Regions from separate parts of the Mus musculus genome. Here all the other regions are linked to region 2. Evidence: chromatin loops called from intact Hi-C (ENCODE). Cell type or tissue: heart. All regions are shown on one strand. Links, peaks and the distances in the headings refer to the core of each region. The heading gives the core; the rest is flanking DNA. Region 1 overlaps Rai1 (retinoic acid induced 1). Region 2 holds the start of Rai1 (retinoic acid induced 1). Region 3 overlaps Atpaf2 (ATP synthase mitochondrial F1 complex assembly factor 2). Region 4 overlaps Rai1 (retinoic acid induced 1). Region 5 holds the start of Tom1l2 (target of myb1-like 2 (chicken)). Region 6 overlaps Tom1l2 (target of myb1-like 2 (chicken)). Region 7 holds the start of Mir6921 (microRNA 6921).

The links. A loop is a pair of places that touch in the nucleus more often than their neighbours do. Peaks named below come from ENCODE experiments on the same cell type or tissue, not always from the same donor. Only the 100,000 strongest peaks of a DNase experiment are listed, where the experiment ranks them.
Region 1: it touches region 2 in a loop (3.0-fold over the local background); 31 of 42 quality-filtered maps call a loop at or near these places.
Region 3: a loop joins it to region 2, with 6 times the contacts of the local background. A loop is called at or near these places in 20 of 42 quality-filtered maps.
Region 4: a loop joins it to region 2, with 5 times the contacts of the local background. A loop is called at or near these places in 20 of 42 quality-filtered maps.
Region 5: a loop joins it to region 2, with 2.6 times the contacts of the local background. A loop is called at or near these places in 3 of 42 quality-filtered maps.
Region 6: a loop joins it to region 2, with 7 times the contacts of the local background. A loop is called at or near these places in 17 of 42 quality-filtered maps.
Region 7: a loop joins it to region 2, with 6 times the contacts of the local background. A loop is called at or near these places in 26 of 42 quality-filtered maps.

The regions. Positions count from the first base shown.
Region 1 is chr11:60,180,258-60,184,656 of GRCm38, reverse strand. All of the region lies in intron 2 of Rai1 (retinoic acid induced 1), which reads right to left. Among named protein-coding and RNA genes, the nearest start is that of Mir6921, 18 kb to the left of the region's middle. In heart, for the core only: no CTCF peak of the experiment used is centred there; a DNase peak (open chromatin) is centred at 2,166; H3K27ac peaks cover 2,626 bases.
Region 2 is chr11:60,102,637-60,107,035 of GRCm38, reverse strand. It overlaps Rai1 (retinoic acid induced 1), which reads right to left and starts at 2,023. Exons shown (of 6, transcript NM_009021.2): 1 at 1,642-2,023. In heart, for the core only: no CTCF peak of the experiment used is centred there; DNase peaks (open chromatin) are centred at 245, 1,325 and 2,125; H3K4me3 peaks cover 2,322 bases; H3K27ac peaks cover 2,493 bases.
Region 3 is chr11:60,409,838-60,414,236 of GRCm38, reverse strand. The region is part of intron 1 of Atpaf2 (ATP synthase mitochondrial F1 complex assembly factor 2); the gene reads left to right. Among named protein-coding and RNA genes, the nearest start is that of Atpaf2, 5.0 kb to the left of the region's middle. In heart, for the core only: a CTCF peak has its summit at 1,838 (motif pointing right); no DNase peak of the experiment used is centred there.
Region 4 is chr11:60,174,475-60,178,873 of GRCm38, reverse strand. The region is part of intron 2 of Rai1 (retinoic acid induced 1); the gene reads right to left. Among named protein-coding and RNA genes, the nearest start is that of Mir6921, 24 kb to the left of the region's middle. In heart, for the core only: a CTCF peak has its summit at 2,117; DNase peaks (open chromatin) are centred at 1,413, 2,143, 2,823, 3,323 and 1 weaker place; H3K4me3 peaks cover 3,760 bases; H3K27ac peaks cover 3,755 bases.
Region 5 is chr11:60,349,574-60,353,972 of GRCm38, reverse strand. Tom1l2 (target of myb1-like 2 (chicken)) reads left to right here and starts at 1,068. Exons shown (of 15, transcript NM_153080.3): 1 at 1,068-1,216. The coding sequence starts at 1,165. It overlaps Drc3 (dynein regulatory complex subunit 3), which reads right to left and starts at 593. Exons shown (of 14, transcript NM_029044.2): 1 at 541-593. In heart, for the core only: CTCF peaks have their summits at 858, 1,950 and 2,520 (motif pointing left); DNase peaks (open chromatin) are centred at 932 and 1,732; H3K4me3 peaks cover 2,208 bases; H3K27ac peaks cover 1,527 bases.
Region 6 is chr11:60,291,212-60,295,610 of GRCm38, reverse strand. All of the region lies in intron 1 of Tom1l2 (target of myb1-like 2 (chicken)), which reads left to right. Among named protein-coding and RNA genes, the nearest start is that of Gm38501, 35 kb to the right of the region's middle. In heart, for the core only: a CTCF peak has its summit at 2,633 (motif pointing right); a DNase peak (open chromatin) is centred at 2,680; H3K27ac peaks cover 2,251 bases.
Region 7 is chr11:60,198,028-60,202,426 of GRCm38, reverse strand. Rai1 (retinoic acid induced 1) reads right to left here. Exons shown (of 6, transcript NM_009021.2): 6 at 3,232-4,396. The coding sequence ends at 4,382. Srebf1 (sterol regulatory element binding transcription factor 1) reads left to right here. Exons shown (of 19, transcript NM_011480.4): 13 at 166-268; 14 at 522-631; 15 at 715-847; 16 at 1,016-1,181; 17 at 1,592-1,792; 18 at 1,890-2,001; 19 at 2,276-3,343. The coding sequence ends at 2,505. It overlaps Mir6921 (microRNA 6921), which reads left to right and starts at 1,810; the gene lies at 1,810-1,889. Mir6922 (microRNA 6922) reads left to right here and starts at 100; the gene lies at 100-165. In heart, for the core only: no CTCF peak of the experiment used is centred there; DNase peaks (open chromatin) are centred at 2,596 and 4,115; H3K27ac peaks cover 1,333 bases.

The DNA of each region.
Region 1 (4,399 bases), core at 291-4,290, 77 kb before region 2:
GCATTCCAGGCCACTGTAACTGCACATACAGGAATCCACACATGTACAAAGGACCTATCAGGCACATGTCCATGCACGCTCACACACGCCTCCCCTGTAGTGCCATCTGGACTCTGTCCCTTCTGGCAGATGTTGACTGGGGGCTGCTAAGCATCCCCTCCCCGGACTCCTGGGAATGAAGGATGGTAGCACCTGCCTCCTGTTCTTGGTATCATAGGTGCATAAACAGATTATGCAGTCCAGAGTGTGGGGATGCATACTAATAGGGGACAAAGACACAGTCCCCTGGCCACTGGAGAGCAGCACACGACCCTTCCTGTTCTCTGTCCCTCCCCAATGAGCTCCTCCGAACTTTCCCAGGTCAGGGATGGTACAGACAGCACTCATATGGAAGGCAGGGGCAGGTAGACCAGGGGCTTTTGTGGAGTCACAATCCAGGCTTGGCTATCTCGGCTGGTTTCCTTCAACCGATTGGCTTTGGTTACCCCAGAAAATCCTCAGTGGTGAAAAACAGGAATGCCCCCCAAGCTTTGGAGAAATCACAAAGAAGGCTGACTATTGGCACCACATCCCACAGATTCAGGGTTTACCCAGCCACCACGCAGGGTGAAGGCAGGATGTTCAAGCTCTCTGGGTCTGAGCAGCCCAAGCCTCTAGGAAGGAACAGTTCTTGTCCCAAAACACACTGCCATAGACCACAAAGGTGTCAGGGGTTTGGTTGGTTTGTCAAGAACTAAATGTGGGGGAAGAGAGGTAAGTGCCTCACAGGGACAGGAGTGAAAGGCAGGAGTGGGAGCTATTGGCAGGGAGATCCAGCCTCCCTTTAGTCTGGATCCCACAAAGGTGCTTTCCTTCCTTTGTCTGGGAACTGACCCAAGGAAGGGGGGTAAAAGAGCTCCATCCAGTTGAACAGGGCACTCCCAGGCAGCCAGAGCCTCCAGAGCTCAGAGCAGTAGGACTGACCCAGCTGCCCCGAATACAACTTTCCTCTTCTCCAGATTGTTAAAGCTTTCTGCCTATCCCACCCCCAACTCAGCACATGTCTCTAGCCCCTCACTAGGACAGTGCCTACCTGCCCTTTGGATGAAACACGAAGTGGTGCCTGCCATTCCAGAAGGGCTGGAGGCAGGGCAGCCTGGTGCCTCCTGCCCCATCTTCCCAGAGCAGAGCACACTCTGGATGCGGGGGTTGGGGGGGGGGAATGCAACACCTGCTCAGGATGGCTGCTGGGCCATTTCTAAGACCAGGACACAAAATGCCAGCTCCCTGCCCTCCCTGGGTGTGTGTTTATAAGCCAAGAACGCACAAACCCGGACTGCTCTGAAGGCTACATCTGCCTCCCTCATATATCTGCACAAATTACATTTCGGTTTTTATTAGTCCCAGATCACTCTCATTTCCTGCTGAGTGTCCTGTGGATATCATTAACATTTCTACGGCTGGAGTTGTGTGTGTGTGTGTGTGTGTGTGTGTATCCCTGCAACACATTCCCCAAAATGCAATGCATTACCAGAGACATCATCTAAAGAGGGGAGCCATGAACAGTGTCCCCTCCCTGCCTGCTCTGTCCCTGCCCCATCTAATCAGTCCAGCTGCTATGCCTTTTAATTTCCCCACACAGGATTACAGGCCAGCTTCCCGATGCACACAGGCAGCTGGATGTGGAAAGCATCTATCTCTAAGAAAAGACAGTTCAATTAAAATCTCAGAGGCCCAGGGCCTGTTGGAGGACACAGGCAGAAACATGTGCCCCAGTACCACCCTCCAACCCTGGCAGAGGGAGGGACAGAAACAAAGGCTCAGGCATGGTGGCATCCTAGCTGCTAGCTACAGAGGTACTGCTGGCTCTGCCAGCAGAAAATAGGTGCTGCCTCTTTAAGACTTGCAGCGGGCTCTGTTGTTATTAATTATTGTGATTATGATTATTTTTCAAGAGCACCAGGAAAGGATATGGAAGGGATGAGACGCAGATAGTGAAGGACTGGCATGGGCGGCATCAGGAGAGCAGATGGAAGAATGAATACCCCATAGGTGATGGTGACCTTCAACAGGGAGGGAAGAAGCTGTGATGGCCGGATTAACAGCAGTAAGGTTTGAGAAGGGAACCTGAACCTTGCCCCAGCTTCTGCTCCTCCCCCTTCTCCTGGGAACTTGCCAAGGCTTCCCCTCAACCAGCTTGGCAGAATCTGGCACACAGCTGATGGGAATCCAGAGCAGCCCTCATTGCCCTAGGGACATGAATACTCCACCCCTGTAACCACTGGTTACTCTAGACACTGGATGAAGAGCGTACCAGGCTCAACAAGGGCAGAGCTTCGTGGAATCTGGTGGTGCTTGCAATCTGGATGAACCTCCTTTGACATTCCAGCAGCCAAGGACGGCAAGCCATCAACACAGCCATCAAACAGTGCACTGAAGGAATAGTGAGGCTGAGCCTCAGGCACAGCCTTCTCCCAAAGACTTTGTGTGTGTGTGTGTGTGCGCGCGCGCGCGCGTGCTAGCCACTGATAAAACTGGACTTTATGTTTTATCTTGTCCTTTCTACTACTAAAGGTGACATTAATAGGGGTAGAGGATGTTTGTTAGCTGAACATTGAAGATCAAACCCCTCTTCTGTACCTCACACCAGAAAGTCCCACCCTGAGAGAGTGTCTTGGTATGACAGCAAGAATGCAGAGCTGAGCTCAGGACAGACAAATATATGCCTATGTGCCCCTCTACAGCAGGCCAGACCCTGCCTGCAAGCCTGGCTCTATATTTCTGTGCTACTAGGGACAAACCCAGGGCCTGTAACTTGTTAAGCAAGGTCTACCACTGAGCTGTACCCTAGTTCTCAGCAGGCAATCCTACCTATAGTAGTTGACCAGTCTCTAGTGAAGGGTCGTTAGTCCCACAGGCTCATCAAGCCCAAGAGTGAGCCCTACAAGTGAGATGGGCATACTGTGGGCCTTGTAGGAATGTTACTCCGAGGGAAAAGGGAGACAGGTGGAGGGAGAGGTGGGAAGACGCCCATTCCCTCTTCACTAGGAGTCCCCAGTCACCAGTCCTCCCACCTGGCCAGAGTGGTTTATAACTTGATTGGGAGCTTAGGAAAATTCAAAGTTTAACCCATTCAAGGCCTGAGAACCAGAAAGGGGGTATTTATGGGGCCCAGGAAGCCTGGAAAAAGACAGATATTCATGGAGCAGTGGGTAGGTGAGACCCCAAGGCTCTCCCCATCTGTTATGGATGAAGAATAAATATTAAGACTTGGAGGCTGGGAGAGGCTCAGTAGGAGGGCTTGCTGTACAAGCTTGAGAACCTGAGTATAGAACCCCAGCATCCATGCAAAAAAAAGCTGGACAAAGCAGGGTGAGCCTGTAACCCTAGCAACAAAGGGAGGTGGATGGGGAAGAAGAGGAGAAAACAGGTATTGCATGATCTTGCAGGCTAGCTAGCTTGGGGGCAGTGAGACTATCTAAAAGGAATGAGACAAAAAAAAAAAAAAATCAATCGGCAGAAGGCATCAGAGGTCTCTGTTAGTTTTTAGGGCTGGGCCTGTCTGGGAAGCAGGGATGAATCTTCATGGAACCCACAAGAGCAGTCAGACCCCACTGGCCTTTGAGACTACGCTAAACTTCTTGGGCTAGGAGCTAGCATCAGGAAGAGGCTGAAGGATCTGCTTGGTGGTGGTGGTGGTGGTGGTGGTCGTGGTGAGGCAGCTCTACCCCAAAACTACCCCAAAGCACGGCTTCTCAAGACCACCCCATGTTGGTAACATCTTTTTTACACTACCTCCCCCCACCTCCCGCAGGATCTGGGGTCCTGAGTAGACAGAGGCAGGCGGAGAGATAAGAAGTAGCAGACACGAGACAGGTTGTAGTTCAGGCTTTTTAGAAGACTTGCCTAGCATGCAGACAGAATCTCCATCACTGAAATAGAAAATTAGCAGGATATAGTGGCATAAACCTATGATCCCAGCATTTGGAATCTGAAGCAAGGGGATCAGATCTCAAGTTCAGGACCAGTCTGGCAGGTTAGGCATAGAGCTCAGTGGTAGAGTATTTGCCTAGCATTCATGAGGCTTTAAATTCAATTACCAAACACTGCCAACAAGCCAGCCTGGGCAACACCGGGGGGAAAAAAATGGACCCAGAATCTTCTAAGGCTGGGGGCCTAAGAGGCTGAATCTGAGTTCGCTAGACAATGTGTGAGAACTCCAGACTTACCATCCCTACCATGCTAGGGCACTGGAGTGAGATGCAACACCATGGCATTGACCCTGGCCCACCAGTTCTTTCTTGGACACAGCCCTCAGCATCTCTTACTAGGATGCAGTAGGTCACAGCTGATGCCCTCAGTGGCAGGGGCCCATAGTCCAGCTAGCTCTGTGCCCACCATCAGGGCTGTCTTCTCTGTA
Region 2 (4,399 bases), core at 105-4,104:
TCTCCTCTCCGAGGAATTCTCGCTGAGAGCCTGGCCGGGCTTCTAGGGAGAGGCTGCCTTGTGACTAGAATGGCTGTATCTATGCCTTGTTCTTGGGCCCCACATACCCTCTGGGGTGTTGGGAGGAGGGGTGGGAAACTAGATTACTCTCCAGCTTCCAGATCCCAAGGGCCACGTCCCAGAGAAACCTCTGGAAACAGCTGTGTAGTCAGCCAGGAAGGGCCTCCACTCCACTGCCCCCAACCCAGGCCTGGCTGGAGCTGAGAGAAGTGTGGAGAATGGGGGAGGAGAAGGCGGATAGGATAGGAAGCAGAGCTCCCAGATCTGGGCTCCCATCGCGCTGGCGCCTCCACATCACAGCTTGCCTGGCCCCACTCTCCACCCGCCTCCCCTCCCAGGGCAGCAGACAACTAAAAAAAGATAAAATAAAAAGAAGTAATTCCCCTGCTCTGACGTCAGCTCGAGGTCTTAACAGCCCAGCAGCCGCATGAAACTAGATTGCAACCAGATGTAATGCCCTTGAATTCTCAACACAGCACTGCCGTTGGAAAAGGGGGTGGGAGGGGGCGCGGGGCCCCGCTCGAACCGCGACACAAGCGCTGCGGGAGTGCGTGCGGTGGGGCTGGGACGCGCCGGCCTGGGCTCGCCGTGCAGGCACGCAGCCTCACGTCCCCAGTCCTTCGGAGCGTAAGACGCTCGGGTTTAATCCATTCAGAGTCCTCAGGTCCTGGGTTCCCGGGACGCAGGCACAGCTCCTGGCTGCACTCCCGCCCTGCTGTGTGAATGAGCGACCGGGAGCCCCAAGAGGAGCTAGCTAGCTGGTCGCTGGGAAAAACGGGCGCCCCGGGAAACTGGGGCCGCCGCGACCTGGAGCCTGCCTTGTGTTTCGCTTCCCCTCTGCTCCTCCTTGAAGGCCTCCAGTTGTGACCAGAGCTCCAAATGTCACCTCCCAGCCCTGCCAAGCCCTCGCCCCTGCCGCGCTCGGCCCAGTATCCCCCCCCCACAGGTCTTCTTGCCTCCAAAAGGCGTGGGACTCGGCCTCGAAAGGGCCCACGGGCCTGGCCGCCGCGCCGCTTTCGGAAGGGCACCAAGCTCGCGTGTCCCGGGCTCCAGCCGGTGGCGTCACCCCAAAAGGCCCGTGCGCCCAGGGCCTGGCCACGAAGGGACTCCTGGGTCGCGGGGACCGTTTCCTGGTCAGTGCGGGGCCTGCGCACAGGCCCAGGCGGGGACACGCGGCGACCGCCGCGTCCTGTGTCACCACGAGCGGCCCTCGCAGTCCGGACACCCGGGAGCAGGCTACACCCCGAGCCTCCGGCTCCCCGTCCCCACCCAGAACGCACTCACAAAGCTCCCTCGGGCCCTCGCTGCACCGCCCCACGTCCCCGCCCCACACTCGGTGACACTGGGCCTCAGGTCCCAGCACCGGCGCCCGGCGGGCCACCGACTCTCCAGAATCCCCTCATGCAGCTCCTACACGGCCACCAGCGGCCTCACGCCGGCGCCACACAAAGCCAGGCCGCGCGACCCCGCGTCCGCGCCCCACGCGCGCTCGGCCCCCGCCCGGACCCCTGCCCGCTGGGTCCCCACGCCTCGCGCCGCCCCCGCCCAGGTCCTTGTCCCCGCGCCGGGCTCCCCGCTCACCTCGGAGCCCGCGGTCACTCCGGGGCCCGGCGTCCGGCGCTGCGACTTCGCGGCCCGGAGGCCCGCGCGCCCATGGGTGTCCGGCACGACGGCCGCCCGGGCGGGAAAGAGGGTGGGCCGCGGGGCCCCTTCCTCGGACCTCGACAAGGCAGCCAGCTACCCTGGCCACCGCCGCCACCACCGCCACCACCGCCTGGCTCTGCAAGCGGCCTGTCCGAGCCCAGGCGCGAGCGGGGGTGGCACCGGGGCGCCGGGAGCCGGCGGCGCGCGTAGCGGGCCCTGACCGCGCACCCTGCCGGGCCTGCCTGATGCCCGCGGGAGCCCGAGAGAAATGCGATCCCCTCCACACAGGAAGAGCGGCGGGCGGGCGGGCGACGTGCGGGGGGAGCAGGAGAGCGAGAGCGCGAGGAAAAAAGTTCCCGGGCGGCCAGGCAGCTCTCGCTCGTGGCCTCGGGTGCCAGGTGGGCCGTTCGCGCCCCGACAGCGCCCCCTGGCGCCCGCGCGCCCCACTGCACGCCCCATGTCTGTCTGGGGGCAGGGGCTTGGCAGAGGGCCTGAAGGTGCAGCCCGGCGAGAAAGGCCTGGGGACAGCCACAGGACATGGTCTGCTCATCACTCGCTGAGGATTTTGGACTTAGACTTGGGCCAGGCCTCTCCCCGTCCCCCGCTCATTCCACCACCATGTGGCCCTCACCTGTGACTGTTTCTTTGGTTGGAGAATCCGTTTCAAATTTCCTCAAGTTAGATGTAAAAAATGTAGTCACGGCACATGTGGCACCTTGTTGGGTACCGAAGCAGTGCGGTTCCTGCCTGTCAAGGAGCTGGCATTGTGTAGGGGAGACTCAGACAGCCAACAATGATCAGGTCCATAACGAAGATAATTTTAGAGCGAAATAAGTGCTAGGAAGAAAATCAGCAGGTGCAGTGATGGATTTAGCTGCGAGTGAGAGAAGGCCTGTCTGAACAAATCGCTGAAGAGCAGGAAGGAGCCTGCACCAGCAGCGCATGGAAGAGCATTCTTTGAGAGGAAAAGACAAGTGTGGGTGCCCCGAGGCAGGAGTGCTCTTGATGAATAAGCACAAGTGTAAGGAGGCCATACATACCCAATGGGATAAGAAGTGGGCATGTTAGCCAGGCAGTGGTGGCACACGCCTTTAATCCCAGCACTTGGGAGGCAGAGGCAGGCGGATGTCTGAGTTCCAGGCCAGCCTGGTCTACAGAGTGAGTTCCAGGACAGCCAGGGCTACACTGAGAAACCCTGTCTCGGAAAACCAAAAAAAAAAAAAAAAAGCATGCTGAATTTTAATCCAAGGTCAGGGCCTGTAGGACTACAAAGAGCCTAAAGGCAGCCTCCTTAGTGCTGTGGGAAGTAAGCCACCAACAGATTTTAAGTAAAAGAATTTTGAATGGATTTGTAAATGAACCGATTAACTTATAGACAGCCCCATGAGCCGTGGCTACCCCAAGGCTTCTGCTCCCCTCCTCAGGGTGGCATGAGTTACCTGCTTCGTCGAAGTCTGAGCCATTCATCAGGTCAAAGCACCCAAGTCCCCAGGTGACTTGACACAAGTGAGTCAGTCACCCTTTCAGTCCTGTTTCTTCATCAGGAGTGTGAGCGTTGTGCTAAGTTCAGCACCTTTGTCTTCTTGTAACAGACACTTCACCCCTTCTGCCTCATCCTATACATCCTGACTGCTTCTCTCCTAGCCCACCACATCTATGAAGGTCCTTCACTTATACTGACAAAGCCGAGACCCACCCTAGGTCCTCCTTACTGCCTGGCGGGAAACACAAATTATAAGCGGAGAGGAGGGCAAGTGGGCACTGTGTTGTTTCAGGCCTGCTTTCAACTGTGACTCCAGACCTGGTTTCTGAGCATGGCATCTTTATTCCCATAAGCCAAGCACAGTGAATGGTCTTTCCAGACACACTAGGCATATCACACACACTCTCTCTCCTCCTCCTCCTCTTCCTCTTCCTCCTCCTCTTCCTCTTCTCCTCTTCCTCTTCTTCCTCCTCCCCCTCCTCCTCTTCCTCCTCCTCCTCTTCCTTCTTCTTCTTCTTCTTCTTCTTCTTCTTCTTCTTCTTCTCTCTCTCTCTCTCTCTCTCTCACTCTCACTTTCTCTCTCCCCCCCCACCTCCTTTCCTGGTTGCTGGGCACCTTGGTAACTGCAAGAAGCTGGAAAAGGCAAACAAAAAACAAACAAACAAAAAACCAACAGCAACAAAGCTGCTTCAGCTGTCTGGCTCCTACTTCCTCCCTTGGTCTTCCCTCCTCTCCTGAGAATACAGGACTGTACTCCAGTCCCTTGATAATCTAGAACAAACTCTTCATCTCAACAAGCCCTTTTGTTTAAACACATCTAGGACGGCCACGCCCCCTTTGCTGTATATGAAGATATCCCTAGGCTTCAGGGATTGGAAGTTGGAGACCTTTGAGAGCTGGTTTCTCTCACTGCTTCTCTTACTGCTACCTCACCGCAAGCCACTGCACAGAAGAGGAAAGAGACTCACAGCAGCAGTAGTGGGTCTGGCATCCAGTTACTGGAGAACTAGAGGCTGGACCACTGCCAGAGCCCAGGAATTCAATACGAGCCTGGGCCAGTGAGACTCTATCTCAGTTCCTGTATGTTTATGGTATGGGTAGGATAGCCTTGAAATTATCTATGTAAAGTGCCAAGACGCACGGGCACACCCAGAGTTGCTCTCTTGCAAGTATTTTACTTTTATTTCATATGCATTGGTGTTTTGCCTGCAT
Region 3 (4,399 bases), core at 145-4,144, 310 kb before region 2:
CAATTTGGAAAATAGTGCACTTATGTATTTGGCTGCAAGAATTTTTTATTATCATATATTTATTTGTGTATGCATGTATTTGGGCATCCATGTGCCACTGTACATGTGGCGATGAGAGGACAACCTCTGACAGTTGGTGCTCTCTTGCTACCTTTACATGGGCTTGGGAGATTAAACTTGGAATCAGACTTGCTTGTAAGCACCTTTACCCACGGAGCCATCTCTCTGACCCTGGCAGAATTTTAAATACCTTTATTAAGATATAATTTACTTAAGGGGCTAGAGAGATGGCCCAGAGATTAAGAACACTTGTTGCTTTTACAGAGGAATGGGTTCAGTTCCCAGCACCCATATAGTGACTCACAGCCATCTGTAACTCCAGTTCCATGGGATCAGATACCCTCTTCTGACCTTGACCTCTGTGGGTACAAAGCACATACATAGCACATGTACATACAGTCAGACAGAGCACTCACAGGTGAGATAAAATTTTAAAAATCTAATACATATAATTTACTTAGCATACAGTACATTCCCTAGTATATATTCACTAATTTGAATGACCATCACCGTCAGTTTAAGAACATTTTTATCATGGTAAAAAGTAGTCCGTAGGGGATAGAGTGCTGGCTCAGGCTTAAGAGCACTGGTTGCTCTTCCCGAGGACCTGGGTTTGGTTCCCAGCACCTACATGCAGCTCACAGCCATCCATAACTTCAGTCCCGGGGGATCAAATGCCTTCTGGCCTTGGGCACAAGGCGTGCACATCGTGGATAGACATACATGCAGGCAAAATTCCTAAACACATTAAAAAAAAAAAGGCAGCGAGTACCCTTTAGTACCATCCACCTGCCTGGCCATCTCCCCAGCCGTAGGCAACCATTACTTCCTTAAAGATTTCAGTTTTAGACATTGCATTGTGTGGAGCTTAGGACTAGCCTTTTCTACTTAGTAATTGAGTATTTATGTTCTCAAGGTCTGTCTGTGTTGTATCATACATATATCCATAGTCCAGTCTTTTTATTGCTGAATAGCTTGGTGTAGAAATACACATTTATGGACACGTGAGTTGTTTCTTACTCTTTGGTTGAGTAATGAATGATGATGAATGATGCTGATACAGCACTTTTTGTGTACAAGTTTTTGCATGGGTTTGGTTTTATCTTTCCTGGCTATATTTTCTAAGCTTAAAATTGCTGGATCAAATGGAAATTAGCTCATTAAGGAATAGTAAGATTAGTTTTTGTTTTTTGGGGGTTTTTTGGTGGCGAGGGGTGTCAAGATAGTTTTTCTGTATAGCCATAGCTGTCCTGGAACTAGCATTGTAGAGCAGGCTGACCTCACACTACAGAGATCCATCTGCCTCTGCTCTCAGTTGTTGAGATTAAATACCTGTGTCCCCACCTCCTAGCCCTTAAGGTTGTTTTTTGTTTTTTAAGGTGGATGCAATGTTTTAAATTTCTAGTACTAGTGCATGAAGTCTCAAATTTCTTTATACCCTCACTAAAACTTGTTATTGTCTGACTTTTTTATTATAGTCACCTCAAAGGGTGTGATGTAGTATTTCAGTGTGGATTATTAATTACATTAATTATTGAGATGGTCTTTCTGTGTATCCCTGGATGGCTTTGATCTCCATGTAGACCAAGTTGGTCTCAAACTGCCTACCTCTGCTTCCTCAGTGCTGTGGTTAAGGGCACACACCACCATACCTGGCCTGAGTTGGAGGCTTTCTTTATATGTTTATGTTAAACGAATTTTGATGTCTGAAAACCACCACTTAGAGATGTCATAGGATTATAAAAGGTTAACTATTTTGAATTTAGCTTTAAGGTCCAAGACCCACCAGATGGCGCTGTTTTAAAAGATAACGGTATCATGATTGTATGGTTGACACAGATTTTTATTGTAGTCTGGGAATTGTAGTCCTGTGCCTTTAGGTTCTTAAAAGTGGGGGGTAGGGGGCAGCTCCTAAACTGTGAGTGGTAGAATAACCATACATTAGACAAGAGGGATTTAAGAAGGAAGTGACACTGAAAACCACTTGTTTCTGTATATGGACTTAAGCAACGTCTCAGGGAAGAAAACTAGAGGTTATTAATTTCTCATTCTTCTTATGACTAGCTTTTCAAAGTTGTTCTCTCCTGTCTTTGTTTTGTTTTTTGTTTTTGTTTTCTTATGGCTGCCTCTTTGTTTTTCATTGTTTGTATATGTGTCTGGATATATGTGCCACACATGCATGTGGAGGACAGAGACCATCTTTATGTGGTCATCTCTCCTTTCAAACTTGTGTGGGATCTGGGGATTGAATTTAGGTCATTGGGCTTGCATGATAAGCACATTTACCTGCTGAGCCATCTTGCTGACCCTCTCCGTGTGTTTTGAGACAGGGCTGCTGAATTGGCTAGGCTAAATGGCCAGCAAGCTGCAGGGATCCTCTTGTTTGTTCCCACTTCTTCAACACTGGTATTGAAAGCTACATGACTATTCTCTGGCTTTTTATATAGGTACAGGGCATTCAACTAGATCATCATACTTGTGAAGCAAGTACTTCATCAACTGAGCCTCATGTAAGCCATTCTAATCCTGAAAATTCTTTTCTTTTTTTTTTTTTTTTAAAGATTTATTTATTTATTATGTCTAAGTACACTGTAGCTGTCTTCAGACACACCAGAGAGGCCGTCAGATCTCATTACAGATGGTTGTGAGCCACCATGTGGTTGCTGGGATTTGAACTCAGAACCTCTGGAAGAGCAGTCAGTGCTCTTAACCACTGAGCCATCTCTCCAGCCCCCACATATGAACTCTTAACTGCTTGCTCAGAGGTCCTTTTGCAACTCAAGATGGGATAAGGATTCCTCAGTCTGGATTCCCACCATCCACATGTTCTTGCTGTCATTGAAGTCACTTATTCATTTTGCTCTCACTAGACAGAACCTCTGGAGAGCACATCTCATCCCCAAGGCTGGTCCTTGAATGTAAGGACCAGTAGGAAGACTGGTGTTTGCCCTGTGTCAAAACTTCAGACTGAAAAGCCCTGTCTAAAGCCTTTGAATATGAAGCCATTATCTCTTGGGTTCTTTTGCCTTTCTACTGTCTTGTTTTCTGTGTGTCTTTATTTCCTCTCTAATCACCTTACTATCCATACTTTTAAATTCTTATTCAGATATAGAGGTAGCCCTGGCTAGCAGAGCATGCTAGAAGATGAGGGTTATAGGAAACTTAGCTGTCCTGGCAGCTTTGGGAGAGTCGGTCCTTCACAGTCAGTTTCTGTCCTTTCTGTGTCCCATTTCTTTCACCCATTTCTCAAGCCTGTGTCAAGAATTGTTCTCACTGACTTCTGCCTGGCCAGACTTTTGCATGTTACCCAGTAGAGGCACCAGAATGCACAGTGGATGTAGTATACAACTTCAATCACAGATAGGAAAGGAGGCTGTGGCCAGCCCACCAGGTAGCAGATAAAGTAGGGAAATTTAACGGTGGCAGAAACTTACCTATTTTGTTGTAGAATGTGTGCAATAGTAGAATGGTGTTATAGTTTCAGATGATATGGTCAATTGTATCATTATCTCAGTGGCCAGAGCTGATAATTCTTATAATTATTCTTTTATAATTTTGTACATATATATTGTCTAAGTCAGTGTTCTATTGCTGTAAAGAGACATCATGACCAAAGCAGCTCTTATAAGAGAAGGTATTTAATGGAAGCTTGTTTATAGTTTTAAAGGGTTAGACCATATCGTCATGGTAGAAAACATGGTGGCAGGCATGGTGCTGAAGAAGTAGCTGAGAGCTACATCTTGATCCACAGGCAGCAGGCAGAGAGAGAGACAGAGCCTGGCATAAGCTTTTGAAACCTCAAAGCCCATCTCCGGGTCACACCTCTTTCACCAAGGCCTCACTTCCTAATCGTTCCCAACAATGCACCAATGAGATCCACCAAGCATGCAAATATATGAGCCTTTAGTGTCCAATCTTTGATGATAATATAATATTCTTCTCCATTATCCTTTCATTCCCTCCCCCCTTGCACCCCCTTTTTCCAACTAGTCCTCTTATTTCCATGCCTCTTTTGGAGGTCTGATAACTTTATAAAAAATTTAAAGTACATGAAGACAAGGATTTTTCTATCTTATTCATTATCAAACCCTCCCCAGGACCCTCCCCCTGCCTTGCACACATATGAAGTTTCTATAAGTTCCTGTAATTCTAACAAAGACATATAAAACAGATTATCCCCCTTGAAGGAAATATTTGGAGTTCCTCTTGAATATACAAGCAAGCTGGTTAATTAAATACATGAGTTAGAGAAGATGGGAGATGTTTTTGTTAGCTTTATTTTCTGTGTGAATGTAAATGTGTGATGTACAGGCTTGGAGACTAGGAGAGCCATAACCAT
Region 4 (4,399 bases), core at 111-4,110, 72 kb before region 2:
GAGCAGCAGGCCTTGGTAGGTAGGTAGCATCATGGCCCAGGCAAACCCTGAAGTAAAAGGTGAGAGGCCTGGGTGCAGGAAAGAGCTCAAGAGCTAGAGGTAGGAGTGTGGCATGAGCTCAGCTTGTAGAGGTGGTGTAGGAGGTGCCCTGTAACATTCCACAAGAGATAGGTAAGGCCCCACCCCTCCCCCCTCCTGGGACCCCTGCCAAGCTCCCATGTGGGGTTCATGACAGCAGTAATTACATAATTAATGGTACAATGAGCTGCCTCCTAAGGATAAGAGCCTGAAGGTAGGGACTTCAGTGTTTGCTCTTAAGCTCCAAAGCCCTACTCTGGCCCCAGAGTTGCCCCTATAAAAATTGCTCTGATGGTGACCAAGTGGGACAGAGGGACACTACTGGCTTTGTGCTTATCACAGTATTTATTCTTTATCACAGCCTCAGAGGGTGAAGGCCACAGAGCAGTTTCATGAGTGGGTGAGGGAGTTGGTGGGCAGAACAAAAACTATCTAACTAGGACCTGCACTCTTTCCTGCAGCCTTTCCTGTTGGTGTCCACTGACTCTTGAGCCCAGCTTGGCTCAGCCAAGCGTCCAGGTGGAGAGCAAGCAGAGCGCAGAGCTGAGGCTCCAGGGGATGTGTGTAGCTTAAGTCGCAGTGAACTGCCAAGGCGTCGCTGAAGGCCACCCAGGGGCAGGAAGAGGGAAAATGATGAAGGAAGCAAGTGGCTGCCCTCTGGAAGCTTCCAGAACAAACTCCCTCCTACAGTGGCTACTGCCTACCTACCTACCGTGGTCCAGTTCTGAGTTTGGCTGCTAGAGCCAGTGGTCTGGGTACCCAGGTGCTTTCAAAGCAGCTCTTCCTGTGTGCTCATGGGGACTCTAGGTCTGCTCTCGCAGTGGTAGCAGCAGAGGGTCTCTGGCTCATCACAGACAGTCCTGTCTGCAACCTCCTCGGAAGACAGCTTGGCATGGAAAAGCAACCAGCCCCAGGAACTGGGCACATTCTCCCTCAACACTCCAATCCCAAACCCGAAGAAATCAATGAAAATCCAGAGAGAGAGTCAGTAAGTTGTCCACCAGGCTCAGCAGTTACGTGCCCCAAATGCCTCTCTGTCACACAGAAACAGAGAACATGGCTTTCCTACTGTATAGCCCAGCAGGGAAAGATCTTGCTGCTTCCAGGAGTCTGGGTAGAACCTCCCCTGCTGCCTGCCCCAAGGGCTTCTCACTGCAGCAAGCTGACAGCCCAGGAGGTGCAGCCCTGGCCCCTTCTCAGTGCGGGTTCCATATGGGGGAGCAGGGCACTGAAGCCCCTCCTGCACCCGCCCCCAGGGGAGGAAGCCGCCTGTCAGGCCGCCTCGGCGTGTCAAATCCTCTTGCTGCCTAATTGTGAGACGGCGGCGTTTAAAGAAACGCTTTTCTGGCCGCCTGCCACACCGCAAACTGCTTGGTATAATTTTATTATTAAGGAGAGAGAAAAAGAGAAGGGGCTGGAGGAGAGAGAAAGGGGAGAGCAGAGGAAATTGCTTCGTCCAAGTCAGCTGGTGGAGTATTCCGCTCAACGTGAAAGCGGGGACAGCTTTCCAGTTGGCAAGCTGACTCCGTTAATTGCGCATTCAGTCTCTACTTAGGGTAATTGGAACGGAGCGGGGCCTAGCTCTGACAATTAGGGTCTGCGACTAGGCCATTAACCCTTTCCGCAACCAGCCCCCGCCCCATCGACACCAGGCGGGGAAGGGCGCGGGCGAGGACCCCACATTGAGGTGTGGGCTGCAGCAGGGTACTCTGCCTAGGGCGCGGCGCGGAGGGTGGGGTCTGCGGCCTCTCCGCCGCTGCTACAGATGTTTCGGCCGTGTAAGACAAAGGCAGAGCGCGGCTGTCGCCGGGAGAAAATCCGCAGGACTCCCTCAGGGGCAGGTAAAATTTCACCTTCCATTGGTATTCCCCTCCCCCTCCTTGTCTCCCGGCCTTCCGCCAATCCGGAGAGGGCCACCAAAGACGCCGCGACGCCTCCTCCGCAGCCCAACCCACTGACCCCAGCAAGGTCACGGCGACCTCCGGCACACCCGCCCGTCCTAAGCCACAGATCCGCAGGGACTGTGGGCGCCCAGAGAGGAAGGGGGCGCTGCGCTTGCCACGAGGCAAAGGCAGCCAAGATGCTCCCCGCCTCCCTCCCGCCTGCACCCGGACCTGGGGGCGGCCCCCCAGCCTCCATCATTCATTTTCCTGATTCCCGCTGTAGCCGCCCTCGGAAGTCAGCCGAGTGAAGCAGCTGTTCCTTGCACACTCCACTTGACCAAAGATGATGATAAATGAGGCCAGAGCTGCGTCAGGGACGCGGCTGCAAGGGCCGTGCAGGGAGGAAAGTGGGGGCCTATAGTCCCTTCGCCCCGTTCGGCTAAGTGCGCGCCGGCGAAATTGCGTGTGAGCTCTCCCCACCCCCGCCCCGTAGACCTTCCCGCAGGTCCGCACCCTTCCCCGAACGCTGGGGTCCCCGCGGCGTCCTCGCCTCCGCCCCCAGTCCGCGCGCCCCAAACCTATTAACGCTCGTAAATAATGAATAAAGGAGCGCTTCCTACAGCCGCTCTGGGTGCGGGAGGGGCGGCAGCCAGAAGCGTGAGGCTGGGGAGATCGCCGCGGGCCGGACCGAGGGGCTTGGGCGCGCGGCCCCGCACACGTGCAGCCGCGGCGTGCAGGCAGCACCCCGCCCGGCGGCGGAGGAGGGGAATCCCGCGCTGCCCTCCCCAACGCCACCTCCCCTGGAGTCCTCTGGCACCGAACGAGGCGAGAGAGTGCGCGCGAGCTTCCCAGCCGAAGAGGGTTATTTTTAACCTGCCCCCCTTTCTATATCTGCCTCGGCGATGCGCGCCCGCCCGCCCGCTCCAGCAGCCGAGGACGCGGGCTCCTCACCTCGCTCGCAGGCTCCGGACTCTGCGCCTCCCCGGGCCCGGCCCCCGCCCTTGCGCGGGCAGAGCGCCGCTACATCTCAGCCTGGAAAGGGCCGATTAGGAGCCGCGTGCCTTTCAGCTAAATATCGGAACCGGGTGGGATGGGGGCGGGGAGCCGGCGCTCGTCCCCTCGCCTCCCTCGCTCCCTCCCACCCTGCGCGGAGTGGCGGTGCGAGGCGGCTCCAGCTCCCCGCTAGCCTGAAACAGCCGGCCGGAGTACCGAGTCCCCCTGGGGTTCTCGGCCTGATCTCAACATCCTCTAGTTCACAGAAGCTGGAGTTCCCAAATGCACGGACCCTCAGGGTGCAACGGCGCCAAGCCAGGCGCTGCCACCCCCACCGCCAGTCCCCTTCCTTAAGCCACTAGACAAATAAGCCGTTTGAACAGCAATGGGCAGGTCTTGCCGGAAACTTCAAAGCAAGCCCCTTCCTGAGCCAGGGTCTGGGGACGTGCCAGGAGCACACAGGAAGCTTGCCAGATCGGTTTACTCCCTCTTGTTGGTCTGCCTAGGCTCCCCCTAGGGAGAAACCCACTTTGACTCGCCTTCTTCAGACCCTTTCCTTCCTCAGTATGAGGTCGCAGGAAGTTCGCGTCCGTTGTGGTTGCTCTTCTCCCGGAAAGGCCACCCACCTTAAACTTCATTCTGCCCTCTTTAGAAGAGGTGAGCATCAGATGGGCAGCCAAGTCAGGACCAACTCCGGGATCTGACTGAGACCCTCAAATATCCTAGAGTTTTCCTAACCCAATTCGGGGGAGTCTTAGGAGAAACGTTCTTTAAGGAGAAGGTGGTTAGCCGCAGCAGTCAGCAGAGAAATGGGTAGCCATCCCAGACACAAAAACCATGGAGTTAGTTCTCAACATGCGGGTCAAGACCCTGTCACGGGTCACCTAAGACCATTGGAAACCACAAATATTTATATTACGATTCACAACAGTAACAAAATTACAGTTGTAAAGTAGCAACGAAAATAGTTTTATGGCAGGGAAACGCCACAACATGAAGGGTATTAAAGGGTCCCCACACTAGGAAGGCTGAGACCAATCTCTTGAGGCTTAAGTCAGCTAGACAAAACAAAACAAAAAAATCCCAGCTTTTGAGGGGCTGGGCTTTTGGTTGGGTTCGTCCTCAGGAGAGAGGCCTCAGGAGGCCAGCAGTAGCACGCAGGTAAGTAAAGAGGCCTAGCAGGCCAGAGCACCTGGAAGAAACAGACAGAGGTTGATATCCCAGGGGGCTCTAGATGGGAGGGGCCTGGGAGCCAAGGTAGGTTAGGAGCAAGAAGAGGACTGGTACCTCAGCAGAAACAAGGTACTAGGGGAATGGTACACATTGGGCTATGCCTCCCTCAGATCTGGAAAGTTCTTCCCATTTTACTATTGAACCTTGTTCCCCACCAGAAACTGGTATTGTTTGAAGAGACCTGGAGCCACCAGAGGTGTTACTTCTTGAAC
Region 5 (4,399 bases), core at 210-4,209, 250 kb before region 2:
TAACTCCATGCCAGTTCTGGGAGCTATTTAAAAGGGACATCTTAGTGTCCCTACTTCCCAGATAGGGAAATTGAGGCTTGAGGTATGTGTGTATGTGGGGGGCCGGGGGGGGGGTCTGTGACCAAAGTCATAGAGTGAATTACTGACAGAGACTGAGATGGAACCTTGATATCTTTATTCTCATCGCAAACACTTCATACGGCACCAAATGAAATACCTTATTGCAGATCAAGAGGATGGATATAACAGCCAAACTCTAGAATGAGTTATCAGTGTATCGGGTACCTCTCTTTCAGTGAAACGAATCAGGCCAGGAAACTGGCTGATGGACCCTTTTCCTACTTGCTTTTGCTAGTTTAAGATTTTATACGCTCTTTTCTTTTTCAAAAGCCCGATTAAGTCTCAGTACAAGTGTAAAAATGACATGTGTGCTCATTTTACAGATGAGACGGGTCAGGTCGGAGTCCTCCAAGAAGAGTTACAAGACAGACCTCAATCATGCAACCTCTAATCTTCTGGAGCTAAACTCTTGATTCTTACCTTCCTAAGGACTGTCTCCCCTTGCAGTAGACGCTTCGTTTGGTTGCTGGGGAACCAAACACCGCCACTTGGTTGCTAAGGGGAAGTCAAGCGATAAATATCCTGGGTGAAAGTTGATTCGTCACGTGGCCATATTTCTAACACCAACCAGACTTGAAGAAAACAAACGTTTCTCCAATCAGCACAGTCAACGAGCTTCAACTTCTAGTTACGCTTTCTTTCTGCCCGCCTATGTAAACGATTGACACACCTTTTATCCAATAATAGTAAAGATTCTCTAGACTGACCAACGTGCTAATGAATCAAGAAGAACGGCCACTCGTTTGGAGGCGGGTCCGGGGGTTGTGCCGCTAGGCTGACGGAGACCCTAGTGACTTAGCTTGCTTCGTGCCCAATCGGACGCCGCGGGGTGGGTGGGACTTCACTGAGAGTGGAGTGTCGTCCAATCGGAAGTGGGCTGGTTAGACGCTGCCCAATAGAGATGCACCCAGAGGGCGAGGTCAGGCCGGGCGCTCAGCGTTCCGGAGGGTGGGGCGGGGGCAAGTGTCAGTCAGGGCAGAACGCGGCGCGGGCAGCGGAGACCCGTGGCACACAGGAGTCCGGGCTGGAACGAGGCCCGCCGAGATGGAGTTCCTGCTGGGGAATCCGTTCAGCACCCCTGTAGGGCAGTGTCTTGGTAAGGCCGCGCGTGGGGCAGGCGTCGAGTGAGCCACAGCGGCTGACCGGGCTGGTGAGATCCGCGGGCCTCCTCCCGGCACTGAAATCACCTCACGTGCGGGTTGGGCCTCTGCCAATAAGTGGTGTCATCTCAAAGGTGGACTGGGCATCCTTGTCACGAGGCCTCTGCCTGACGCTGGTGCCACCTCACCCTACAAGGAGGCTCCCCCGAGGTGCCGATTGGACTTAGAGAGGTCCCCGGCATCCCTGCCCATCAGGGCCCAGCCTTTCAAGTCTCTCCCCAGAAGTAGTGTCCATGCTAGTCTGCTTACCCTTGCGTATTGGGAGATGTCACTGCGAGTACTCTTCCCCAGGTATCTCGCTGCCTTTGCTCCCAGGGCCTCTGTCTCCCGGAGCCTTTGTGGAATGGAACTCTTTCTTCCGTCCTTGTCCCTGCTCATTGGTACCAATGGCTCTGAGGCTGGGCACTTTCCCAGAAAATGCCCCATGCTGCACGACTTCTAATTTGAGCTGCAACTCAGTCAGGCTGTAGGAGGGACTGGGATGGGGGAGGCCCTCGGGGAAAGTGACTGGCTTGGCAGGGGGATGGCGTGGCGGCAGAATCTCCTAGGCCTCCTAGGAAAGAAGGGAGGCAGGGCTGCTTTGTTGATAAGCAGTCCATTGGATCCCGGAAACTTGGACTCCAGTAGTGACTTTGCCAGGGACGCTCCTCCTGACCTTGTGCGCTTTATATTTTGACGTTCTCTTGTCTGCCACACGGGGTATTTGGAGATAAGATGTGGTGGGACTCTTCAAGTTCTAAAGTTCTGAATCTTCCTTGTTGATATTAAGCGTCTCCTTACATTGCCTCTTGCTCTCCCACTACATAAAGTGGTAGTAGAGTAATCAGAGCAGCTGTCAGTAGTGTAAGGAGTTAGAGGCGGGCCGCATGCTGCATAAGGAATGGCACTGGCCGCTGTGAAGTTTCCTTACAGAAGAAAACACTGGCAGACCAGGGAATAGTCCAGTGGTAGAGCATTAACTTAGCACACACAAAATCCTGGATTTGATCTAGGATCCAGCACTGCAAGTAATGAATAATAAAGCAATTTGGCCTTTCATCCAAGGTGGGAGCTTATGCCAACAGATCAGTCAAAAGTGCTGACTAGCTTTAAAAACAAACAAACTTGGGGCTGGAGAACTGGCTCACCGGTTAAAGACATTGGCTGTTAATCCAGATTCAGGCCCTGGCACTGCATAGTGGCTCACAACTGGCTGTAACTTCACATCCAGGGGATTGATTGCCCTCTTCTGGTGTCTTTTATATACATACCTAAACATACCATGTAAATGGTGCACAGACAGGCAAACAAAACGCCCACATATGTAACATTTTTGAAAATTAAAGTTGGGTCTGCCGGCTGGTTGAAATCATCTTTTATGAACTGGGCTCTGTACTATCCTTATGGGTCTTATAGTTCAAGCAGTAGAGACTTGCTTGTTTCTACTTTGTATATGAATTTATAGCCTACTTTTCTGTTGTTAAGCTTACAAACTTACGGAGGCTTTTTCTGTTGTTGATTGACATTTGGGAGCATTCTGTTCCTTTTGGGTTTTTTGTTTGTTTGGTTTTGGTTTTTGGCTTTTGGCTTTTTGTTTTTGTTTTTTGAGACAGGGTTTCTCGGTGTAGCCCTGGCTGTCCTGGAACTCACTTTGTAGACCAGGCTGGCCTCAAACTCAGAAATTCGCTTGCCTCTGCCTCTCACGTGCTGGGATTAAAGGTGTGTGCCACCACACCCTGCCATTCTGTTCTTTTTTGATAAAGTGTCTTTTATAAGTGATCATGGATTCTGGGACCTGAAAGTCTTTTCCCACTTCTATGACGCTTCTTTCTCTGATGTTCACTCAAGTATCTCTTTTTCTCTGTATGTATATGTGTGTGTATGTAAATACTGCAATTTTATGTGTTTACATATAAACACATATATGTGCATGTATATATATAAATATTTCAATTTTATGTGTTTGTTTTGCCTTCATGTATGTCTATACACCACTTGATTCCTTGTGCTCACAGAGGCCAGAAGAGGGTGTCAGAACCTGGAACTGGAATTACAGACAGCTGTGAGCTGCCATGTGGGTGCTGAGAGTCAGACCTGGATCCTTTGGGAGAGCACCAGTGCTCTCTACCACTGAGTTATCTCTCCAGCCTCCCCTCTTATATTGAAAAGATTTTATTTTATTTATGTATGTGTGTGCATGCGTCGGTGTGAGTGTGAATAGGGTGCCCGTGGAGGAAGAAGAGGGCATCAGATTCCATGGTGCAGAGTTACAGGCATTTGTGATCCAGCTGATATGGGTGCTGGGATCCAAACCCCAGTTCTCACGATTGGGCAGCAAGTGCTGTTCAGCACCGAGTCCTCTCTGCAGCCCCGACTGTGTCTCCCACCCACTCTCCTTTCTGTCTTCCTCTTCTCTCCAAGTGCCCTTTCAGCGCAGTCTAAATTCACTTCTCCACCCAATGTTGAGCTCAAGCCAGGGAACTAGAGGGGTGGAGTGGGGGGTAGGGGAGGGAAGCTGAGGCATATGAAGGGCAGAATGTAGAGAGAAGTAAGGGATGTAGGGCCATTTGAATGGATGGAAATAAGTAAACATGTTAGATGTGACCTGCATCAAATGACCTTGATTATGGAACCTCAGAAGGTTGTGTAGGCATTCCAAGCCTGAGAGTGACTGTCTGCTGAGCAAAAGGAGGGAAGGGCGGGGAGAGACCTGTGTCTTACTGAGTGCTTACTTTGAAGGGTTCATGTCTGCTAGCACTTGATCTCTTATCTAGAACATTGTAGAGACTCTGTGAATTGCGTTCTCTGTTTACAGCAGAACAGTCAGGGCTGGGTTTTCTATCAGAAGTGGCTATGTGATCTGGCTGGTTTATGATCTGTGAAGGAAAGTACCCTCCCAGGCCTTAGATCATCCACTATTGCTTATAAAAGACACTTAAAGGGCTGGATAGGTTTTTAAAAAATACTTATTTATTTATTTTATGTATATGAGGGCTCTATCCTTATGTACACCTGCATGGCAGAAGAGAGCATCGGATCCCTTTACAGATGGTTGTGAGCCACCATGTGATTGCTGGGATTTGAACTCAGGACCTTCGGAAGAGCAGTTGGTGCTCTTATCCACTGAGCCATCTCTCCAG
Region 6 (4,399 bases), core at 317-4,316, 190 kb before region 2:
AAATAAACCAAGACACAGTGGGCAAGCTCACACCTTAGTAAGGCCTGCTTAGCTAGGCATACCTACTGCTCTCTATTTGAACCTAAACTCATGTTAGGACTGTGTAGATGGACTTGAGGGGCAGCGTGGGCCTCTCGTGGTTCCTTTTGCCAGTGTGGCCACATTGAATACATCTCCTTTCTTTGCTTTTCCCTAGTATTTATCTCTGCAATTGGCCTCTTGAGGGTCCCTAGAAGAGCCTGGCTTGGTAGAGCTACTGAGACCCAGCTCCTAACTCCAGTAACAGCACTTCCTGCCCACAGCCCCCCAAGCTGTTCCCAGAGTGATTTGTCAACAGGGACCCCTATTTTAAAAGCCCCAGACTGCAGAAAGCGAGAGAACTCTTACAAGTTAGCCTCCACTCTCTAACAGCTCTGTTCTCCCTGCCCCCACCCCCACTCCTCCATCCTCCTCATCCTCCGAGTTCTGCTCTTCTACCTTGTTTGTACCCCCTCTCCCTCTGTCATCATTGCTAATCATTCTTCATTCTTTGGACTGTCAGGTTAAGAGCGCACCTCTTGGCTAACATTTGTTCCTGGTGTCCTAGCTCTCTGCTTGTAAGTCTGTGATCTGGCTAAACTCCCTGAGGCAAAGGTTCTGTCTTGACTTGCTATTCCCATCACAGTCTAACACATGACCCACAGTGGGATGTCCCCCACCCCCAACACCAAGGTATCTGCTAGGCTTCAGCCAGAGCTCTACCTGAACACTGAGTCCCAGGAGACTTTTATTTTCTCAGTCAACAGGAGAGAGCAGCCTGTTTGGCTAGGATAAGCGATCAACCTCCTCCCAGCCTGCTGGCTTCTTCAGGGGCCCCTTCTCCTGGTGGTAGCTGGTAGCTGTGGTGATGGCCACCATATGTTTGCATCCCAGCCCTCCCTAGCTCCTTTCTGTACTCATTTACTCCACACATAGCGTATTCCATTGAGTACAAAGAAAGGAATACATCAGACTAGTGACTCTGCACCTGGAGAACACACCCCACATGCATTTTAAATCTGTGGATTCCCCTTAAGGGAATTCCAGTTAAAAAAGAACTTGGGTCAGCAGCCTTGGGCCTGTGTGGCTAACAAGCTCCTATTTTCTCTGTTGTTGGGCTGGCCTGAAGGGCTTCTTTGTTTGGGTAGGGGTGGATGTGATGCCCTAATGAGGCCCTGTGGAATCCTGGCTCATACACAGCAGCCTGCGGGGTGGAACTCTCCAGGCAGGAAAGCAAGTTGGTGAGTTTGTGGGTTTGTCAGATTTTAAAGAACACAGAACAGTGTTAAAGGGGTGAAAACTAACTGGAGTATTGTATTCTTGGTTGGATTCAGCACAAAAATACAGAGCAAAGGCTGAAGGAATGTGAGTAGTGTCTGGAGTTTAGCTAATAGTACTACACTGTGTTCCGTGTTTAAGTTTTGACAGATGCACACTGGTTATATAACATGCCAATGTGGGAGGAAACTGAGATGAGAATTCGGGACTATTGGTGCTTCTCAGTAAATCTAAAATTGCTTCAAAACAAAAAGGGTATTAATAAAGAAGGAAGAAAGGACAAGGTCAGTCTCACGCCCTTCTGCCCCTCTTACCCTGGTCTTGGAGCCCTCCTCTACAGTCAGGAAGGCTGCTACAGGCACTCTCCTTTTTGCTCCAGGCAGTCTGCTCCTTTGTCCTTGGTGTTCTTTGTTTGGGAATAGGTTAGGTTACAAGACCAGGTCCAGCCAGAGGATGGGAGTCATGTGGTTACCAGGAGCTCCTACCTCCTGCCCTGCATCAAGGGACTGGGGACTTCTTAGCCTTTCTTCACTTGTTAGAAACTGCAAACCGGGGGCTGGAGAGATGGCTCAGCGGTTAAGGACACTGACTCCACTTCCAGAGGTCCTGAGTTCAATTCCCAGCAACCACATGGTGGCTCACAACCATCTGTAATGAGATTTGATGCCCTCTTCTGGTGTGTCTTAAGTCAGCTACAGTGTACTCATGTATATTAAATAAATAATTTCTTAAAAAAAAAAAAAAAAAAAAAAAAAAGAAACTGCAAACCTGACTGGAAAGGAAAGGGAGGGCGAAGAACCTGATGTATGTGGGAAGCTGATGGCAGCTGAGGATGTGCCCAGTGGTCAGACAGTTGCTCAGCATGGTCAGGTCCCAGGTTCCATCCCTGTGGGCTAGATTGAAGGTTGTGTACTTGTTAAGCAGCAAATTGCATCCTCTGTTCTATTTTTCTATTTAAAGGGGTTTTGTGTATTCCTGAAGATTCAGATGAGTAGCTTCGAGGGCAAGGGACTACTGGGGGGCTAGCAACAACACTGTACTCCTCTCCTGCCTCCTGCCCTCTTCCAAGAGCCAGGATGAAATATACCTCTTTCTCCTAGCTGGTTCTAAATCCCCTAAGGGCTTTAAATATTTAGATTCATTAAAAAAAAAAAAAAACGTGCAGTTGCTGCTCCTTCACCCTAAAGATGAAACAAGCCAAGCTTTGAGGCTTCTTCCCACTAAGGGAGCTCTTTATACCTTCCATCATGAAACTTCTGGCTCAGAAACCTAGAAATATGAAAGGGCTAAAGGACATTTGGAGCTCCTGGATGCTTGAATCTGGTGAACTGTTTTCCTGTAGATGGCAGTGGTGACACATGAGTGCTCATGGAGGTCTGGAGGGAATGGTGCTGGCAGGGAGAACCCTTCAGACAACAATAGTAACAAGTGTCAGCTCCTAGTATGGCTGTGGAGGAGGAGTTATTCGGGAGGGGAGGCTCCAGCAGGTGTTTTCTCTATAGTATTTAGTTTCCCTTCAGGCAACTGTGTAAAGGAAATCTGTTGTTACTATATTTTACAAATGTGGGAAAGGTCTGGTACCCTGGGGTACCCGTTACCAGAAGGATCAAGACAGCAGAAGTCTGAGTTCACTGCCATTCCAGGCTGCCACTGCCATGCACAAATGAAGGGCCCTGGCAGTCCAAAGCCAGCTTCTTTTTCATGCAGGAGAGGGGGTGGGGTGGGAATGTGAAACAGGCCCTCTATGTAGCACAAGCTGATTTTGAACTTGTGATCCTCTTGCCACAGGTTCCCAGTGCAAGGATTACAGGTATGTGCCACCATGTCCAGCAAGGTCAGCCACTTAAAGACACTCAACAGCAAGTCTAGCTAAGGGCAAAAATGTACTTTTGGCTCTTGAGCCACTAAAAAAGGTAGAATTTCTGAGAACCCAGAATTGCCTAGGAAGCTCCATGCCTGACCCTTGAGGTACTGTGGTCAGAAGACGTCCAGTGAGGTGGTGGCTCTGTAGTGGCTGGGCTGGAGCAAGGCCCCAGGTCAGAGGTGAGCCGGGGTCCTCATGCAGTTGCTGCTTTCACCCCCAGTAGAGACTGCTGTTCTGCGGGATAGAGCTGAGCTGAACCTTTGGACGTGTGCGCTCATCACCGTCATGGTTGTGCTTTGATGGGTCTGTGCAGGCAAAGGGTGCTCATTCCTACGACTTCTATTCAACAAAGAAGTGGAGATGGTAGCTAGGCTAGTTAGGAAAGAGAAGAAAACAGAAGGCATCCAAAGGGAAAGAGAGCGGTAAATGCTAGGTTAAGATGTTGAAGGTTCAGAAACCCTGCCATGGCAGCCAACAAAACACAAAAGACTGTCCTTCAGAGTGGTCCATAGTATCCATGGGAGATGGGGCCCTTCCTGTCATCTCTGTCAGAGAGCCCGAGGATGGCAGAGACAGTAGATTGCTGTGGAAGTTGACAATTAGAGAGAAAGGTGAATTGTGAAGAGCTGCAGCCCAGCCTTCACATTTCTTTGTTTTGTTTTGTTTTTCGAGACAGGGTTTCTCTGTGTAGCCCTGGCTGTCCCAGAACTCACTCTGTAGACCAAGCTGGCCTCGAACTCAGAAATCTGCCTGCCTCTGCCCCCGAGTGCTGGGATTTAAGGCATGTGCCACCACTGCCCGGCTACATTTCTTAGGAAAGAATGGAATTTTTCCAGTAGTGGGGGTTTCTACACATGTACATGTAGTGCTTGATTGGTCATTTGAAAACACCTCAGCAGAGAACTCTTATATCTCAAGAAAATACTGAAAAATTTTTTGAATTGTTGTAGCTAGTAAATTGGATTTTTTTCTGTTATATATTTTTTAAAATTTATTTTTATTATATTTATTCATTCATGGGAAGGGGCAGAGGATAACTTGTAGGACTCTGTTCTTTCTTAGCATGTGGGGCCTAGGGATCAGCGAGCACTTTTACCCAATGAGTCATACAGTGTTAAATATTTTCCCTCCCCACAGTAGCGGTTTCAATATTCTTGGGGGCTCTTTCTTACAAATAGAGTTTTTGAAATGTGGTTTATGTTGAACATGAGTGTTTCTGCCAGTAAAGAATAAAACAAT
Region 7 (4,399 bases), core at 284-4,283, 95 kb before region 2:
TCCCCATCAAGCTTATGAGGGCAGGGACCCATCACTGTCTGTCTGTTAGGGTTTGGAACTAGGAAGTAGCTCTGGGTTGGGGCCCCAGCTTATTAAGGCATTGGTGTGGGAGGGGACTGTAGAGAGGAGGGTGCCTAACCTCTGTTCTGCTCACCCTTCTCACAGTGGATCCGCTGGCCCAGGTGACCCGGCTATTCCGTGAACATCTCCTAGAGCGAGCGTTGAACTGTATTGCTCAGCCCAGCCCAGGGGCAGCTGACGGAGACAGGTGAGTTTGTCTGTGTCACTCCCAGGCAAGACCTACAACAAGGGCATCTGGGAAAGCCTTGTCCAACCTCTTGAGTAGCCAGACTCTGTTCTCAGAGCCTCTCTGGGTCTTGCTTTCCCCTATCAGCCAGACAGGTGGTATTTTTGTAGAATCCTAGGGTCAGACTATGCTTGGTTGGACGGTTGGTGAGAGCCATTTTCACCCAGAACCCGAGACTGCTGCTATGTGTCCTGACAGCTCTCTCCTGCCTCAGGGAGTTCTCAGATGCCCTTGGATATCTGCAGTTGCTAAATAGCTGTTCTGATGCTGCCGGGGCTCCTGCTTGCAGTTTCTCTGTCAGCTCCAGCATGGCTGCCACCACTGGTGAGCTCCAGACCCCCGTCCTGACTCCTGCCAGACCCAGATACAGTGTGGCTGAAAGTCAAGCACCTTTCCCTCTTCTGTAGGCCCAGACCCAGTGGCCAAGTGGTGGGCCTCACTGACAGCTGTGGTGATCCACTGGCTGAGGCGGGATGAAGAGGCAGCTGAGCGCTTGTACCCACTGGTAGAGCATATCCCCCAGGTGCTGCAGGACACTGAGTGAGTCCCCAGCCAGGTCCCTCCCGCCCAGTCAGCCCCGCAGTACTTTGCTTAAATATCTGTACAGGAGGACAGTGCTGTCCTCCCAGGAGTCTAGAACCGTGGCGGGAGATCTCAGGGAGGGCTGTAGTTTGGTCTAACTTCCTATGTCTGCCATGGCCCCAACAGGAGACCCCTGCCCAGGGCAGCTCTGTACTCCTTCAAGGCTGCCCGGGCTCTGCTGGACCACAGAAAGGTGGAATCTAGCCCAGCCAGCCTGGCCATCTGTGAGAAGGCCAGTGGGTACCTGCGGGACAGCTTAGCCTCTACACCAACTGGCAGTTCCATTGACAAGGTGAGGGGTAGGGTGGGTTCCTGTCTAGGCCAGGGTCACAGCTGTCCATTTCCAGGTTCTTGGTGTTAGTACAGAATAATGCTAAATGGATTTACCTCAGTTTTAACGACGGCTTAAGTCTTGGGGAGAGGGGGCTTTACTGTTTCGCCACCACCAGGAAGGAGGGTGTGGGGAGCAGACTGGCAGGGTTCCTGTTGGGAGCCATTGTTGGGAAGACTGCGGGCTTGTAGCAGGAGGCGGTGCATGTGTTGAGGCAGATGCAGTGCTTCAGTGATGCAACCTGGAGTCAGGCCCCAGTGCTGTGGACTTCCTGCCCTTACTGACGCTGCCTTGAGACAGGGTGGCCCTCAGCTAGGGAAAGCTTGATGTCCATAGGGAAACTCCTCCCTCTGCCCTGCCTGCTATCCCAGGCCATGCAGCTGCTCCTGTGTGATCTACTTCTTGTGGCCCGTACCAGTCTGTGGCAGCGGCAGCAGTCACCAGCTTCAGTCCAGGTAGCTCACGGTACCAGCAATGGACCCCAGGCCTCTGCTCTGGAGCTGCGTGGTTTCCAACATGACCTGAGCAGCCTGCGGCGGTTGGCACAGAGCTTCCGGCCTGCTATGAGGAGGGTGAGTCCCACTGTTCTCACACTGAGGGGCATGAGGTAGGAAGCCGGGAGTGGGGGGACAGTAAATCTGAAACGGGTGACTACTCCTTGCCTCTCAGGTATTCCTACATGAGGCCACAGCTCGGCTGATGGCAGGAGCAAGTCCTGCCCGGACACACCAGCTCCTGGATCGCAGTCTGAGGAGGAGGGCAGGTTCCAGTGGCAAAGGAGGTGAGGAGGTGGCTGTGCTTACAGGGCTGGTGAGGGTCAGGGGCCGTCTTGGTCTAGTGAGACATACTGAGAGCTGACTTACAGAAATCAGCGGGGATGACAGTTTTTGAGGCAGTCATAGGAAAGAAGCTGAGCCCCCCTGTGTGCCCAGCCCAAGTGGAGAAAGCAGCCAGACTGGGAGTTCCACGTGGAAGAGCTCAGCTACTTTGTCCTGCACATGGGGTGTGGGCTCGGCCAGACCTAAGCCTCCCTCCCTTTGATGTGATCTGTGCAGGCACTACAGCTGAGCTGGAGCCACGGCCCACATGGCGGGAGCACACCGAGGCCCTGCTGTTGGCATCCTGCTATCTGCCCCCTGCCTTCCTGTCGGCTCCTGGGCAGCGAATGAGCATGCTGGCCGAGGCGGCACGCACCGTAGAGAAGCTTGGCGATCACCGGCTACTGCTGGACTGCCAGCAGATGCTCCTGCGCCTGGGCGGCGGAACCACCGTCACTTCCAGCTAGACCCCAAAGCTTTCCCTTGAGGACCTTTGTCATTGGCTGTGGTCTTCCAGAGGGTGAGCCTGACAAGCAATCAGGACCATGCCGACCTCTAGTGGCAGATCTGGAAATTGCAGAGGCTGCACTGGCCCGATGGCACCCTCTTGCTCTGTAGGCACCTTAGTGGCTTTTCCCTAGCTGAGGCTCACCCTGGGAGACCTGTACATAGTGTAGATCCGGCTGGGCCTGGCTCCAGGGCAGGCCCATGTACTACTTTGACTTTTGCAAACTTTATTTTCATAGGTTGAGAAATTTTGTACAGAATATTAAAAAATGAAATTATTTATAACTTCAGTTTTGTTTATCTGGGTAGGCAGATGTCTGCCTCAGCTGATTGCTATCTTTCCTGGCTTGTCCTTTGGGAAGCCGGACTTCCCATCTGTTGTAAGGTGTATTTGCTGGCTTGGTGATGCTATGTTGAGCCACCTTGGCCCTCTGATCTCATGGCTCATAACCCTTGAGGGGCCTTGATGGTCTCAGTTGTTCCTTTGCCTTCCAGCCCTCCACCAGGTAATAACCCCGTATATCCAGAAACACACACAGTTCCCTAGTCATCTCTGTGCACCAGCATAGGCGAAGGATCAGGGCCCATTAGTGAGTAGACTGGGAACCCTGTTTGTGTCCCCCGGCCCCTTCCCTCTACTCCCAACCCCTTAGGGAATCTGGTCGGCATCCACAGGCCGCACACTTCCAAAACAATCGTGGTATCTTTATTGACTTTTTTTTTTCTGAATGCAATGACTGTTTTTTTTTTTTTTAACTCTTAAGGAAAATAAACATCTTTTAGAAACAGCTCGATACACACAATCTTCAGTGTGAAGCAATATACTAATAAGAACACTAGTTGTCTTAACATTTACAGTCTTCATATATATTATATATATGTATATGTATACATATATATACACTATATAACGAGGCCAGATATAATACACACGTTTACCATTTTACAGTCATATGTACAGAACGTTGCAGGGAGAAGGGGCTGCATCAGGCCTATTAAAGCGTGGACAGAGCTGAGGACACAAACGGACAGGTGGGGGCTGGCCGTGGTGGTGGTGATGGTGGTAGTTGCTCGGGGAAGGGGCATCACTTTGGCCCCGACCCCAGCCAAGGCCAGGTTAGGGCTCTGTGCTGTGGAGCACACGACGCACAGCAGCGACACACAGAAGCGAGCATGTTCCCAACATATATACATTCTATGTAACATATATATAGAGGGGTACACAGGTTTGTACACGAATCTAGCACTGTCTCCGCCTATGAGCCGAGTGAGCTGAGTGGCAGTCCCTGAATCCCATGTTGGTGTTTTGTCTGGGACAGCTGCACATCTGCTAGAGGGTAGCCAGGCCCAGTCTCCTCAGGCTTCCAGACGGGGCTCCAACAGTGGGGTGGAAGACTGGAAAGGGGACAAACAGAAGCCATAGGGCGCCACCCCAGGCCAGCCCGCATCAAGGATAGACTGGCCTGAGCCCAGGCTGCCACGATCTTGGGCAGATCCATGCCAAGTGCTGAGCCATGTCCCCCGCCGCTGGGCCTCTAAGAAAGGCTTGGGTCTGCCCCACGTCGTCCACTGAGCCAGCAGCCTAGCCTCTTCCCAGGGGCACAGCTTGCATGCCACGTCTTTTTCAGAACTTGCAGGGGACTTGCCCCCCGCCTGAGACATTGTGCCCTGGGTCTGGCCACTCCCTGGCCTGCCTTCGCCAAGCCTGGCCCCGGTTTTCTTCGCAACCTAGGCCTCACGCCAGCGCCCAAGGCAGCCGGAACCTAGACCCTGGATGGGATCAAGGACCGGCTGTGGGCGCAGCTCTTCTTCCTCGGAGTTTCGGCCACACGGGGATTACAACGGCAGCCTCTG